Linked DNA regions of Homo sapiens: region 2 is linked to region 1. Evidence: chromatin loops called from intact Hi-C (ENCODE). Cell type or tissue: endothelial cell of umbilical vein. All regions are shown on one strand.

Evidence for each region. A loop is a pair of places that touch in the nucleus more often than their neighbours do. Peaks named below come from ENCODE experiments on the same cell type or tissue, not always from the same donor. Only the 100,000 strongest peaks of a DNase experiment are listed, where the experiment ranks them.
Region 2: it touches region 1 in a loop (11-fold over the local background); 80 of 110 quality-filtered maps call a loop at or near these places.

What each region holds. Positions count from the first base shown.
Region 1 is chr1:88,980,441-88,988,440 of GRCh38, reverse strand. It overlaps KYAT3 (kynurenine aminotransferase 3), which reads left to right. Exons shown (of 14, transcript NM_001008661.3): 2 at 90-189. The coding sequence starts at 91. RBMXL1 (RBMX like 1) reads left to right here. Exons shown (of 3, transcript NM_001162536.3): 2 at 90-189; 3 at 4,375-8,000. The coding sequence starts at 4,615. The coding sequence ends at 5,787. Among named protein-coding and RNA genes, the nearest start is that of KYAT3, 8.2 kb to the left of the region's middle. In endothelial cell of umbilical vein, a CTCF peak has its summit at 4,411 (motif pointing left); DNase peaks (open chromatin) are centred at 3,300 and 4,380; H3K27ac peaks cover 1,330 bases.
Region 2 is chr1:89,450,827-89,458,826 of GRCh38, reverse strand. No RefSeq gene overlaps it. Among named protein-coding and RNA genes, the nearest start is that of LRRC8B, 70 kb to the left of the region's middle. In endothelial cell of umbilical vein, a CTCF peak has its summit at 3,467 (motif pointing right); a DNase peak (open chromatin) is centred at 3,476; H3K27me3 peaks cover 532 bases.

The sequences.
Region 1 (8,000 bases):
TTATGATACATCAGCTAGCTGTAAGTGTCTGATAGTGATGTACCCATCATATATTTATTCCTCTTCTCAATTTTTCTTTTATTTAATAGCATGTTTTTGGCCCAGAGGAGCCTCTGCTCTCTTAGCGGTAGAGCAAAATTCCTGAAGACAATTTCTTCTTCCAAAATCCTCGGATTCTCTACTTCTGCTGTAGGTATTGCTTACTTACAGATAAATTATTGTACATATTCTGCACTGTCCAAAAAATATGTAATTTTTCAGATGCTTTTTTACAAATACTTTATTGAAATGAACATTTCTATTACATATGCTGAAGGTGTCTCTTGTCATTGACTAGAATTGACATTCACTGAGCAACTGCTTGCCTGTCTGTGGATCAGGCCATGTGCTGGTCATTATATATTCATTACCTCATTTTGTCTTCACAAAACCCTTCAAGTTATGAATATAGGTCCAGTGGCATGGGAAAAAAGTAGAAGAGGATATTTCAGGAGGACTGCTCAGGGATCGAAAAAGGTTTAAAACCCATAACCACCAAATACAATACGTACATCTGCTTTAGGAACTTGATTCAGTCAACCAAAATGCAGAAAGACATTTTTTAAAGACAATCAGAGAGATACGAATGTGGACTGGGTATTAGATGTTAACAAGAAATTATTGTTGGTGAGGTGTGGTAATGAAATTGCAGTTATATAAGTAGCAATATTTTTTAGATAATATGCCAAGTATGTAGGGATGTAATGACCTAAGGTCTAAGATTTATTCTAAAGTTACTCAGCAATTACAGAAAAAAAGAGGCAAAATCTTGAGAATTACTGAATCTGGGTAGTGTGCATATGAGTGTTTTATATTAGGTTAAAGTATATGAAATTGCTATTTTTGTATGAAAATTCCATTTTTGGCATATGAAGTACCATTTTTGTCATAACTGGTTGAATATTGACAATTTTGTATTCAACCTAATTCTAATCTCTCAACTGGTTTAAAATTTTCTCAGTGGTTTAAAATTTTCATAAAAACCATCATCAGTGTCTTCTATATGTAAATCTTATGAATTCTACCTCATAACTGTCTTGAATTCTCTCCTCTTTATGCCACCGTGACCACCTTTTTCAGGCCCTCTCCCAACATAGAAGTCGGTTGAAGCCAGGGAAGTGGTTGTGCTTCCCCAAGGTGAACATATGAAACCATGGCACTAAAAGGGCATTTGTGTGCACAATCCTCATTTGTGGAACTTTTATTAGACTACGTATGCCAGGGCTCACCATTATGCATTCTAATTCTACATATCTGGAATGTATTTTGAAAAATCTTTCCAGCTGATTCTGATGTATGTCCCAGGCAAAAACCACTGACAATGCATTATTCAAACTTGTGGACTATTTGGGATAGCACTAACCCCTCTCCATACCTAGCAGTGGAATGGTTGGGTTGTGTGGTAGCTTTATGTTTAATTAAGTAACTGCCAAAGTGTTTGTATCATTTTAACTACATTGGAAAAGTGTCTACAGTTCATCAGAGGCTTTGCATTTAAAATAGTCGCACAGGGATAAAGATAAATATTCTTCCTATTGCTGGACGAATGAAAAACACTGGCCAGTGTTACAAAAGCAATAGTGATAAGTTTAAATCAAGAAAGACTTGTCAGAACCAGCCAGATAAGTTACTGTGAACTTACTTAGAATATTCGTTTCATCCACATCATCCTTAATGTCATGAAAATCTGCCGGGAAGGGAATAGAATGAAGGATAGGCTGTATTTTCCTGTATTACTTGCTTTTTTACAAAAACATTTTACATATTCTCTAATTTTAAAGAATGTTTTGAATGCTAAAGGAAAAATGTAGGCGGGGCGCAGTGGCTAACACCTGCAATCCCAGCACTTTGGGAGGCTGAGGCCAGTGGATCGCTTGAGACCAGGAGTTCAAGACCAGCCTGGGCAACATGGCAAAACCTCATCTCTATTAAACATACAAAACATTAGCTGGGCACACACCTGTAGTCCAGGATGGTCTCAATCTCCTGACCTTGTGATCCACCTGCCTCGGCCTCCCAAAGTGCTGGGATTACAGGCGTGAGCCACCGCGCCTGGCCCTAAAATAGTCTATTAATTTTTTTTTTTTTAAGAGAGTCTAAAATTTAAATGTCCACCAGAGAAGCGCAAAAGCAACACTGGACAAAACCTTTTCCTTAGGTCTGTCCTTCCTTAAGGAAATCAACTCTCTCTGTCTCTCTCTCTCTCTCTTTTTTTTTTTTCATACAGTCTCTCACTCTTGCCGCCCAGGCTGGAGTGCAATGGCGCAATCTCGGCTCACTGCAGCCTCCGCCTCTCGGGTTCAAGCAATTCTCCTGCCTCAGCCTCCTGAGTAGCTGGGACTATAGGTGCCCGCCACCACTCCCGGCCAATATTTGTATTTTTTGTAGAGACGGGGTTTTGCCATGTTGGCCAGGCTGGTCTCAAACTACTGGGCTCAAGTGATCCACCCTCCTCAGCCTCCCAAAGTGCTGAGATTACAGGCATGAGTCACTGCGTCCAGCCCAACCCTCTCTTTTGATGTGAAAGTATCACCTTTTGTACATTTAGTCCATACCCAATATCTCTTTGCCTCCTTTAGTGCAAAGTTACTCATCCTTACTTGTATCTAAGAGAATCTTTCCTACTTTCTGAGTGGGCACTAGTTTTGGAGTATATATATTGTATGCCATGAACTATATTTTTCTGCTTATGGCTTTGCCTCATTTAATTGCCATAGCACTTACATGGGGCAGGTATTCATTTTCCTGCTTAGCAAATAAGGAAACTGAATTTCAGAGATGTCAGGTAACCTGCCTACTTCACACACTAGGAGTTTTGATGTTTAATTTTGAACTAAGATCTATCTGGCTTGAAAGCTCTTTGCATTAAACAACCTTGAACAATATACTTGGAACGTAGGTGTGTTTTTGGCACAGAACATGGCATGTGTGTGAGGGATTGAACACAGACTTGCCCAGATTCAAACTTACCAATCTTCTGTTTCATGTGCCCAGAAGAAACAGCCTGTTTCTCAGCCTCAAACCCAAACTTCTAGTTGTCTTGATTGGTTCAGCCTGACTGTCCAACTCTGATTTATAGCTGTGATTGGGGGAGCTGAGATTACACAGTGTAGGCAGGCAGAAGGGCCCCAGGCCTATTGATATGGGTGAGGACAATACTCACGCACTCCCTTCACTTACTCACTCTTCCAAGGTCTTGGCTTGAACCCAATTTTTTTTGAGAGAATAAACCAGGCTTTTTGTTCTCCACTTGGCCTGACTCCATTTCTGGCATTCCAGCCATGTATTTAGCTGTTATCAGCTTTCAGATTTAGAGAAAGCCTTGTTTCCAATAAGCTTGTTTCTCTGAAGTAATTGTTAAAATATAATTTTCAGAAAAAGGTTAAATCATGACTCATACAAATATAAAAATGAACATGTGCTAAAGATTTTTATTTCACTCATGTGATATGAAGTAACCAGACAGAAGTTATAACCAGTACATATGGAAAGTCAAAAAGCACAAATTCATATGTAGTAAAGGAATTGGATTGCAAATGAAGGCAAAACTGTTTTTTCTACAGGGTGGAGGGAAGATAATCAAAATGCTAGAACCAGAATTTGCATGCCTGTCACTTAGCTTCAATTTACAAAAGCCCAGAATAACTCAAAGGCAAATTCTAGCCCTGCAAATATCAGCCCTAAAGCTGTGCTGTGGCCAGTGCATAGTTTTCTATTGAAGTACAATTTTTTCCCCAAATACATTATCTCTCAGAGGGAGTCCAAATTGCTTCCCTTTCACTCAGCAGATCTGTTCAGTCAACAGATGTTAAATAGCTACAGCGTATCAGGCACAAATAATTCTTTATAAAATAAAGTAACAAACTATATGTTGTTTCAAAGTTCCAGTTAAGGCCAGCCGTGGTAGCTCACCCTTATAATCCCAACACTGGGAGGCCGAGGCAGGCGGATCACTTGGGCTAGGAGTTCCATACCAGCATGGCCAACATGGTGAAACCCTGCTCTACTAAAATACAAAAATTAGCCAGGTGTGGTGGCGCATGCCGGTAATCCAAGCTACTCAGGTGGCTGAGGCACAAGAATGGCTTGAGCCTGGGAGGCAGAGGTTGCAGTGAGCCAAGATTGCGCCGCTGCACTCCAGCCTGGGCAACACTGTGAGACTCCTGTCTACAAAAAAAAAAAAAAAAAAAAAAAAAAGCAACAAAAAAAGGGCTCCTGTTAATTATACACACTTTTGAGCTTAATATAATTGCATTTTTTATGTATCTTTAAGCATCTTTCCCTGCTTTACATTTCCACTTCTGAGTTTTACTTTCATTTCTTCCACCATTACAGGAACATTCTGTTGTTTTCCTCTGCCATCTAGTGGCAAAAGAAAGTAATTTTCCTGGTTTTTTGAATGGATAGCCATACCTTAAAAAGCATCCAGATTGCGCAGTAGTGCTAGCGGCTTCGCGGTTCAGTCCTCCTAACTGACAGCCGCCACTGGTGCTGAGCTGCTAGGAAGCCCCTGTCGGCGAGCTTGTTGGAGCTTGAACCCACTGTCACCCCTCCGACTCACCGGCAAAAAAAAAAATGGTTGAAGCAGATCGCCCAGGAAAGCTCTTCATTGGTGGGCTTAATACGGAAACAAATGAGAAAGCTCTTGAAACAGTATTTGGCAAATATGGACGAATAGTGGAAGTACTCTTGATAAAAGACCGTGAAACCAACAAATCAAGAGGATTTGCTTTTGTCACCTTTGAAAGCCCAGCAGACGCTAAGGATGCAGCCAGAGACATGAATGGAAAGTCATTAGATGGAAAAGCCATCAAGGTGGAACAAGCCACCAAACCATCATTTGAAAGAGGTAGACATGGACCGCCCCCACCTCCAAGAAGTAGAGGTCCTCCAAGAGGTTTTGGAGCTGGAAGAGGAGGAAGTGGAGGAACCAGGGGACCTCCTTCACGAGGAGGACACATGGATGATGGTGGATATTCCATGAATTTTAACATGAGTTCTTCCAGGGGACCACTCCCAGTAAAAAGAGGACCACCACCAAGAAGTGGGGGTCCTTCTCCTAAGAGATCTGCACCTTCAGGACTAGTTCGCAGCAGCAGTGGAATGGGAGGAAGAGCTCCTCTATCACGTGGAAGAGATAGTTATGGAGGTCCACCTCGAAGGGAACCGCTCCCCTCTCGTAGAGATGTTTATTTGTCCCCAAGAGATGATGGGTATTCTACTAAAGACAGCTATTCAAGCAGAGATTACCCAAGTTCTCGTGATACAAGAGATTATGCACCACCACCACGAGATTATACTTACCGTGATTATGGTCATTCCAGTTCACGTGATGACTATCCATCAAGAGGCTATGGCGATAGAGATGGATATGGTCGTGATCGTGACTATTCAGATCATCCAAGTGGAGGTTCCTACAGAGATTCATATGAGAGTTATGGTAACTCACGTAGTGCTCCACTTACACGAGGGCCCCCGCCATCTTATGGTGGAAGCAGTCGCTATGATGATTATAGCAGCTCACGTGATGGATATGGTGGAAGTCGAGACAGTTACTCAAGCAGCCGAAGTGATCTCTACTCAAGTTGTGACAGGGTTGGCAGACAAGAAAGAGGGCTTCCCCCTTCTGTAGAAAGGGGGTACCCTTCTTCACGTGATTCCTACAGCAGTTCAAGCCGCGGAGCACCAAGAGGTGCTGGCCCTGGAGGAAGCCGATCTGATAGAGGGGGAGGCAGAAGCAGATACTAGAAACAAACAAAACTTTGGACCAAAATCCCAGTTCAAAGAAACAAAAAAAAGAGTGGAAACTATTCTATCATAACTACCCAAGGACTACTAAAAGGAAAAATTGTGTTACCTTTTTTAAATTCCCTGTTAAGTCCCTTCCGTAATTTTTATGTTCTTGTGAGGAAAAAAGTAAAACATGTTTAATTTTATTTGACTTTATGACATTGCTTTTCAACAAGCAAATGTTAAATGTGTTAAGCCTTGTAGTACTAGTGTTGTAACTTTCCAAGTAAAGGTGTCCCTAAAGACCACTTCCTATCTGGTTTTTCCCAGTAAATGAGGCAAGCAATTCTAAGATCTTCCACAAAACATCTAGCCAACTAAAATGGAGAGATGAATCATTCTGCCTATACAAACAAGCTAGCTATTAGAGGGTGGTTGGAGTATGCTACTCATAAGATTTCAGGGTGTTTTCTAACTGAAATCTCACTGTTCTCAGTATGCAAAACCTGAAATCAGATGCCTATGTAAGGAAAGTGCTATTCACCCAGTAAACCCAAAAAAAGCAAATGGATAATGCTGGCCATTTTGCCTTTCTGACATTTCCTTGGGAATCTGCAAGAACCTCCCCTTTCCCCTCCCACAATAAGACCATTTAAGTGTGTGCTAAACAACTACGGAATACTAAATAAAAAGTTTGGCCAAAACCAACCATGAAGCTGCAAAGGTGCTTGCTCTTACTCTTTCAAATTTTTGCAACTCTAATGTCTCACTTTTAAAGGAACAGCTTGATTGCAAAGGAGAAAATAGATAAGCAATGAATTTATCTCCAACTTCCTAAAGGCTTATGACTTCTAAAAAGTGAATCTATCAGCATTCCACATCAGATTTAAAGCATCAAATGCCTGTGAAACAGCAAAGATGGTTGAAGATTGTGCTCATTATGTTTGTGGAGTGCTGATTGATTCACAGTAGATAACGCTGGCAGTAAGAGAAATCAAATGCTAAGAGTTGTTGAAGCAGAAGGCGGCTGATTGTTGGTAAGTCAGTGCAGTTGCATAAGCAGTGCTGTCAGAATTGGTTTGGTGCAGGCAATAGATTTTGCCTTCAAGGGTTCCTGTGGATCTCAGGAAGGCATCAGTGTTGATTAACACTCATAACTAGGGAGTGAGTGGTAGTTACTTAAGTAATTGACCAAATGGAAAAGGGGAAGTAATTAAGGAAATTGGTAAGTGGAGGTAGTCAGGAGGTTCTCGTGGTCCTTTACACAGATTTTACAGCTTTGGGTTTCATTTTGTTTAGCTAAAGTCATGGGGACAACTCTTCAATTTAGAACTTAAGATGAATTATAAAAATGATGGATATAAGTGGTAGCTCTATCTGGTGAAGTGTCTTGTCAGTAAGTGAAACATTTTTTTGTGGTGGCTTATCCACAAACAGTTTAGTTGTAGAATAAAACTTATGAGTGACATCTGGAAAGTAACAACCATGCTAAGATGGCAAACACACTGGAAACAATTGGGCCACTTGGCTTTCTTTTGCTGTATTGTTTTATAAGCCTGCTTTACCTCCCCGTCTTGGAAACAAGTTTTAGTTTATTGCTTTGGAGACTAGAGCCAATAGTGTAATGTTCTCAAAGGAAACAGACTTGAGTTGTTGGATTAGAGGAACTAACTCAACTTCTAATTTTTTTTGTTGTAATTATGGCACTGTCATGTTTTAACATTTGCAACTAGGGATAGTAAGTACAACATTTTTAACTCTCATTTGGCAGACTACTACTAATCACAGACCACAAGGGTAATGACCAAATTTATGTGGTTGTTACACTTCCATAGTTGTCTTAGCCGAATCCTTCCATATTCTTATGATTACTTGGGTTAAAGCTTCTGTGAGGACCTTTTGGCTCTTAAGATATCCTAAATATTTAAAATATTTAGATATCCTAAATATAGGATATAGAGTTTGTACCAAATATGAATGAATATTGTTCAAAGCAAGGAGTATGTTAAAATGACCAGACACCTGTTTGATAAATAGTTTACTGAACTAGCAGACGTGTGGAAAAAGAATCAGATCTTGATTCTTCTGGGTTTATACTGGTTGTAAAACAGAATGATATTAGAAAATGTTTTCCTTGTTTAAGTGGTAGTTGAACATAGAACTTGGGTATTATAGATCACTTTTCACTTTTTGGAATGTTTTGTATTGAAACTTAATACAACTTTAACATG
Region 2 (8,000 bases), 470 kb before region 1:
ACAACTTCATTGAGGTGAAATTGATATATAACAACTGCACATATTTATTATATACAATTTGATAGGTTTCAATGTATGCATATACTTATAAAATCATCACCACAATCAATGCAATAGATATATCCACCCCTCCAGAAGTTTCCTTGTACCTCTTTGTTTATTTTGTAGCAACATATAACATGAGATCTAGCCTCTTAACAAATTTTTAAGTGTATGATACTGAAACTTTATACCCATTGAATAACCACTCCCAATTTTCCCTTCCGTCAACTCTTGGCAACCACCATTCTATTCTCTGCTTTTATGAGTTTCACGATTTTAGATTCCACATATAAGTGAGGCCATGCAGTATTTGTCGTCTGTAACTGGCTTTATTTGTTTAGCATAATGTCTTCAGGTTTATCCCTATTGTTTCAGATGACAGAACATTCTTTTTAAAAGCTAAATAATATTCACACACATTTTTATCCATTTTTGGATATTTGTGTTATTTCCATATCTTGACTATTGTGAATGATTATTGTGAATAATGAACTTGGGAGTGCAGCTATCTCTCCAGGGTCCTGGTTTTTCTTCTTCTGAATGTATACCTAGAGGTGATATTGCTGGATCGTGTGGTAGTAATATTTTTAATTTTTTGAGGAACCTTCATAGTGTTTTGCATAGTAGCCACACCCTTGTACATTCTAATCAACAGTGTACAAGGGTTCCAATTTCTACAATCATTATCAACACCATTATTTTTTAAAGTTTCTTTTTTTTTTTTTGATGGGGTCTTACTCTGTCACCCAGGCTGGAGTGCAGTGGCATGATCTGGGCTCACCACAGCCTTGATCTCCCCAGACTCAGGTGATCCTCCAACCTCATCCTCCTGAGCAGGTGGGACTATAGGTGCAAACCACCACACCCAGTTAATTTTTGTATTTTTAGTAGAGATAGGGTTTTGCCATGTTATGCAGGCTGGTCTTGAACTCCTGGGCTCAAGAGATCTGTCCACCTCGGCCTCTCCAGGAGCTAGGATTACAGGCATGAGCCACTGTGCCTGGCCTTTTTTTTTTAAATAGTAGCCATCCTAACAGGTGTGCAGTGATGTGTCACTGTGGTTTTGATTTGCATTTCTCTGATTATTAGTGATATTGAGTGCCTTTTCAATATATTTTCCAAATATTTTATTTCTGGGTTCTCTATTCTGTTTTATTGGGCTCTCTATTCTGTTTCATTGGTCTATATGTCTGTCTTTATGCCAGTTCCATACTGTCTTAATTACTGTAAATTTGTATTACATTTTCAAATCAGGAAGTGTGATGCCTCCAGCTTTGTTCTTCGTTCTCAGGTCACTTTGACTATTCTGGGTGTTTTGTGCTAAGCTCTTGGCTTGACTTCATGGACCATCCAAGATATGCAACCCCATAATTAACACATTTTCTAGTTTCCCTATTTAAAGCTTTAGACATCTTGGGGCTTTGCTGATCCTGGAGAGACTGATCCTCCCAGGGCTAGGCAGTTTTTAGAGATACTAAGGGATTCTCCTGCAAGTGTGCCTTTCATATGCAAACTAACCAACCTGAAGCCCACACGCCACCACTTTCTCTGTTGGCTCTCACACTCTGGGTCACTACCCATCTGCCCTACTCACCCAAAGGCCAAATACCAGAAAGTAAGAACAATTCCTCTGCTTCAGAGCCCACTGAAATTATTCCAGCTAGCCAATCCTAAACCTGCTTGCCCTGCTAGTTCTAGTTCACAGTTGCTCTGAATAGCATCCTTGACTGTAACTGGAACCACCTGGAGGTGGAGCGAGGCTTTAAAACACTCACACTCAGCCTCAACTCTAGACTTACTAAATCAGTCTCTGGTGATGGGTCAGAGCTCGAGTGTAAGGATTTTTAAGGAGAACCCCAGTTGATGATTAAGTGCAGCAAGTATTAAGAATTACTTATTTAGTCTTTTGACTTCTAAAGGAGGCCTCCTACTAGACTCTTTACTTTAGACAAGCTCTGGTCTTTGACCTCTGTCTGCTTACTTCATAAATGCCTTCAAAACTGAAGGTTGCCACCATGGCACATGTATACCTATGTAACAAACCTGCACATTCTGCACATGTATCTCAGAACTTAAAGTATAATAAAAATAAATAAAATAAAAAGCAAAACAAACAAAAATCCCTGAAAGTTCATTCCCTTTGTTGGCAAATGCTATTAGGAAAAAAACAGCTTCAATAACTCCACTTAACTCTTTGGTCTCCCACCTTCCCTTGGAATTTGGTCTTTAAGATCATTCATGACAAATTAGTCCATTTTTAATACTGCTTTTAAAAATATTAAACATTTTTAAATCCAAAATTTTACCTTTTTTTCAGCACAAATCTTTGTCTGCATAGATTATTCAGATTAGTCTACCACACTCCCCAAATCCTCAGCCTAAGTTATTGCCAAAACTCGTATCTGCTCATTCTGCCACTTGCTTCTATTCTCAAATCCATTTAGCAGTGCGGCCATAGCAGACAGTTCCAGCAGCTGCTATGTCCTCTGTTGAGAGTCTTTCTCCTTTACTTACTCAGGTTTTTGTTCAGGCTATGTAAGGCTGCCTCTTTTGCCCAAGCACAGCTTATAAATTCAGAGGAGCTAAAGTCCCTGAGGGGAACTCTCAACCAATGGAAACTGGGTTGTTAAATAAATACTCCACATTGTCCCTCAAAGAGACAATTATGAAATGCACTCTATATAATTCTTCAGAATATCCACTTTGGGATTGATCTCCAGTTGCTCACAATAGTAACCAACTCATTAATTCGCCTTTTTAGCTTTGTCCGTGTGTTACTCTCCCTTTCCCTGGCTTCCTGTCACCATTTCCCAAATAAACTATACACATCCAAGTCTTTCCTTGTTGGAGAGAGAAACCAAATAAAAACACATTATCCCCATGGGAACCTAAGACCTTACCATTTCTTTCATCATTTCAATTAACCTTTAAAAAACCTCCATCATAGTCATGTTTACATTAGAAAATGCATACAGTGTTATCAATGTATGAATTTGATTTATTTATGTAGCTGGATTTCAACTTTATTATAACAAATTTTATTGTGAATTTTATATTTCAAATATATGTTTATTATTTATTTTATAATTAATATATTACCAAAATTCATTTTATAATAAATATTTATATTAATACCATTATAACACATTTAATCAATATTTAATAAATAATACATATATAAAGTTTATATTTACAATAAATATTAATATAGTAAACTTTATATATAAAATTTATTTCAAATATTTGAAAAATAAATTTGATTTCACCATAATTTATAATTTATTATGAATTTCTATAAACTCTATATTGCCATCAATAAATTTCCATAAATTCTATACTGATATCTATATATTCTATATTGATATCACTTTCCACAGGAAAATTCATTCGTATATTACCAAATAAATTACCAAACATAGCCACATGATGGCAGTGCCTGCAAGCGCTTATCTCTTCAGTGTAGGCATGATACATCCATGATAACACTGCTGTTCCTTAATCTGTGTTTGAGGTGAACAGGCCGTATCTAGCAAATGCAAGCAGAAATATCTCTGCAAAATCTGTATTTATAACTTCATTGTCCACCCCGCTAGGACTAGCCGGAGTCATCATGACATACATCCAAATGTTAGGCTTTCTTGCTCACTCACAGGGGCCTGCAGACCTGGGCAGGTGTCCCCCTAGCCAGACCAGGTTCTTCCTCTTTACTACTGATTTTGTTCCATCACCACGTATTACTCTGTGGCTTATGTAGGAGCTGTGGGCAGCACTATGCTGTTGGGAGTTAGACAATTAATTGAGCAGACATGTCAATTCATTGCTCAGGAATCCAGGCAGAAATTCACTTGACTGATAGTCAGATAGACAGAGTAAACACATTTTTTGTTGGTATCTCTGCTCCGATGAGAATTTTTATATGTTGTTTGATCCAAATCACCTTAGAAGTAGACACTTAGACTGAGAGCCTGGAACTGATCCACTAACTTGTAAGATACCTGGGCTGGTAATAATCCCTTGCATATTGTTCCATTAACTTTACCTAATCCAGGGGTCAGCAAACAAGAGATGGGCCAAATTTATCCCACTGCCTACTTTTGTAAATAAAGTTTTATTGGAACACAGCCACACTCATTTGTTACATATTGTCTATGGTTGCTCTGGAAGAATAGATTTGACAGAGACTTATGGTATGCAAATCCTAAAATATTACTATTTGGCTTTTAAATTTTTTCAGAGATGGAGTTGCCTACATCTGGAGTGTAGTGGATGGCCTCAAGCGATCTTCCTGCCTCAGCCTCTAGAGTAGCTATTACTCCTGGTGCATGATAACATGCTTGGCTTATTTAGCCTTTCATGAAAAAAGTGCAAGAGTTTGAGCAAAATGTTAAGGATGAGCCTCTCTAGATATGCAATTAAGGATTAGTCATTTTTATCTTTACTTGTCTTTATTTTTTAATTATTTTGTTGTAAAATGATTACCTGCTGAACTAGACATATATATGAGTATATACATTCATATTTATATATTGGTATGTTATATATAATTAGCTCTTAACAAGAGAGTTCACTTGTCCCTTGAAGCTTTGAAGCCAGGCATTGACTTCTCTTCTCTACTTATGAAAGATCATATTTTATGTGTATATATATATATATATGTATATATATATCCATAAAACACACACATACACACACAGAGTTTGGACTATATAGTTATTTTTAAGTAATAAGGATCAGCCAGATAGGGACTAATTTTATTTCTAATAGAAGCGTATACAGCTCTTACTCTGAAGCTTTCCAAAGTGTGACTACTAGAAAGATAGAAAAAAAAAACGCTCTCTTCAGGTTATGATTGCCTAGAAGCTCCTTGACAGCGACGGTCTTGCTTTCTGCATTTTTGGGCCTGCTGCAGGGCCTGATAGAGGTAGCCATGCAGGCGCCCACCATGGCTCTTTCCAGGCCAATCACTGCTGCCCTGAGATGATGTTTGGGGAGCAGCACATCCAGGGGGACGCAGCATTCCTGGCTGTCACCGCTCATCTGTCATTGGTTTAAGTGGAGAAGCTGAGCTTCCCCAGAACTAAAGCCAGCCACAGACTCCTGCAGGCCAGGCAGCAGGCACCCTGCCCTTCCTGCCCATTCCTCAGTTGCCACTCTTAATCAGAAACCAAGTCTTGAGTTAGGGACTAAGTTGCATTTAAAAGAAAGTGAACATACCTGCTCTACAGCACCGCAGGTGCAAGAACAGTTTTCAGTTGCCTCACTCACCCCTTGGTCTCTTTCCTCACTCTACTTTTCTTTGTTCCCCATTAAAGGAAGAAAAAATAAAAAAGCTGAGGGAGCTAGTTATTTCCACAAATGAGATGGTGCAACAAAACTAAACTTGAATGTAAAATTAATCCATGCTATTGTTGAAGAGTTTGCTAAGACATGCCTGAATCATCTGATGTGAGTTTGAGGATGCGTGTTGGGTGCAGGGGTGAGAGGAGGTCAGAAAAAGCCATAGATACTGCACAGTCACACCTTAGCAAGCACAGTCCTGTCAGATTGCTTTTGTCTTCTGTATCTTGGAAGGCTTCACGGGCTTTCTTCTTGATACCTCTCCCAGTTGGCTTTAGTTTTTTTAGTTTAGTTTTTTTTTTTTTTTTGGCACAGAAGATAAAATCCACAGTAGAAACATAAAGCTCTAGAAACCAAGAATATTTTTAAGCATTTTCTTCTAGTTAGAATTCCTGGGTTATTTTTTTAGTGTACAGCTTTTGACATTTTAAATATGTTTCCCCCGTCTCCATGACTCCTACCTCCCACCACAGGCATACCTAAAGGTATTGCAGGTTTGTGCCAGACCACTTCAATTAAGTGAATATTGCAATAAAGTGAGTACACAAAACTTTGGTTTCCCAGTGCAACATGGAACTTACGTTCACACTATACTGTAGTCTACTAAGTGTGCAATAGCATTATGTCTAAAAACAAAATTACATACCTTAATTAAAAAATACTTTATTGCTGAAAAATGTTAATAATCGTCTGAGCCATCAGCAAATTGTAATCTTTTTGCTGGTGGAGAGTCTTGCCTCAATGTCAATGGCTGCTGACTGGGGTGGTGGTCACTGAAGGTCAGGGTGGCTGTGGCAAATTGTTAAAATAAAATGACAGTGAAGTTTGATGCATTGACTTACTCTTCCATTACAAAATATTTATCTGTATCATGAGATGCTATTTGGTATTATTTTACCCAGTTTTTAAAAAAATGGTAGTCAGTCCTCTCAAACCCTGCCACTACTTTATCAACTAAGTTGATGTAATATTCTAAACCCTGGGTTGTTGTTGCCACATGTTCATACCATCTTCACCGGGAGTAGATTTCATCTCAAGAAACCACTTTCTCTGCTCATCCATAAGAAGCAACTCCTCATCCATTCAAGTTTTCTAATGAGATGCAGCAATTCAGTCACTTCTTCGGGCTGTAGTTACAATTCTAGTTCTCTTGCTATTTCCGCCACATCTCCAGTTACTTCCTCCACTTGTGTCTTGAATCCCTCAAAGTCATCTATGGAGGTTGGAATCAACTTCTTCCAAGCTGCAGTTAACATTGATATTTTGACCTCCTCCCATGAATCAGAAATGTTCTTAAAGGCACCTGGATGGATAAGTTTTTTTAAAGGGTTTTCAATTTACTTTGCCCAGATTTATCAGGGGAATTACTACTATCTATGTCAGCTATAACTTCACAAAATGTATTTGTTAAGTAATGAAAATTGAGAGTTGAAATTATTTCTTGATCCATGGGCTACAGAATGCATGTTGTGTTAATAGACATGAAAACAACATTAATTTCCCTGTACATCTCCATTAGAGCTCTCAGTTGACCAGGTACATGGTCAATGAGCAGTAATATTTTGAAAGATATGTATTTTTTCTGAATTGTATGTCTTAACAGTGAGCTTCAAATATTCATAAACCATGCTGTACACAGATGTGCTGTCATACAGGCTTTGTTGCTCCATTTATAGACCATAGGCTGAGTACCTTTGGTATAATTTTTAGGAGGGGTCTTAGGATTTTCAAAATAGTAAACAAATGTTGGATTCAATTTAAAGTTACCAACTACATTAGCCCCTAACAAGAGAGTCAGCTTGTCCTTTGAAGCTTTGAAGCCAGGCATTGACTTCTCTCAACCTATGAAAGTCCTAGATGGCATCTTTTCCAATACAAGGCTGTTTCTTCTACTTTGAAAATCTGTTGTGTAGTGCAGCCACCGTCATCAATTATCTTAGTTAGATCTTCTGGATAACTTGCTGCAGCTTCTACATCAGCACTTGCTGCTTCATCTTGCACTTTTCTGTTATACGTACAACTTCTTTTCTTAAACGTCATGAACCAATCTCTGCTAACTTCCAAGTTTTCTTCTGCAGCTTCCTCACCACTCTCAGCCTTCACAGAATTGAAAAAAGCTATAGCCTTGTTCTGGATTAGGGTTGGGCTTCAGGGAAACTTGTGGCTGCTTTGATCTATCACTAAACTTTCCACTGTTACTAAAGCTGTCTCCACTGAAATGTTAGTGATAAAAGACCACAAAAACTTTCTTGCTATTAGTCATTAGGATGTCTCACGTTCTCATCATTCATATGTTCACTGGAGTAGCACTTCTAATTTCCTTCAAGAACTTTTCTTTTTCATTCACAAGTTAGTAACAGCCACAAGAGGCCTATCTCGGCTTTACATGCCTTCCTCACTAAACTTAATCATATCTAGCTTTTGATTTAAAGTAGGGGATTTGCAACTTTTTCTTTCACTTGAGCACTTGGAGGTCATTATAGACTTATTAACTATCCTAATTTCAATATTGTTGTGTCCTAGAAACTATGGTTGCCTAAGGAGAGGGAGAATAGCAGGGGAATAACTGGTGAGTAGAGCAGTGGGAACACACACATTTTTAAAGTTTCTGTTTGTGGTAC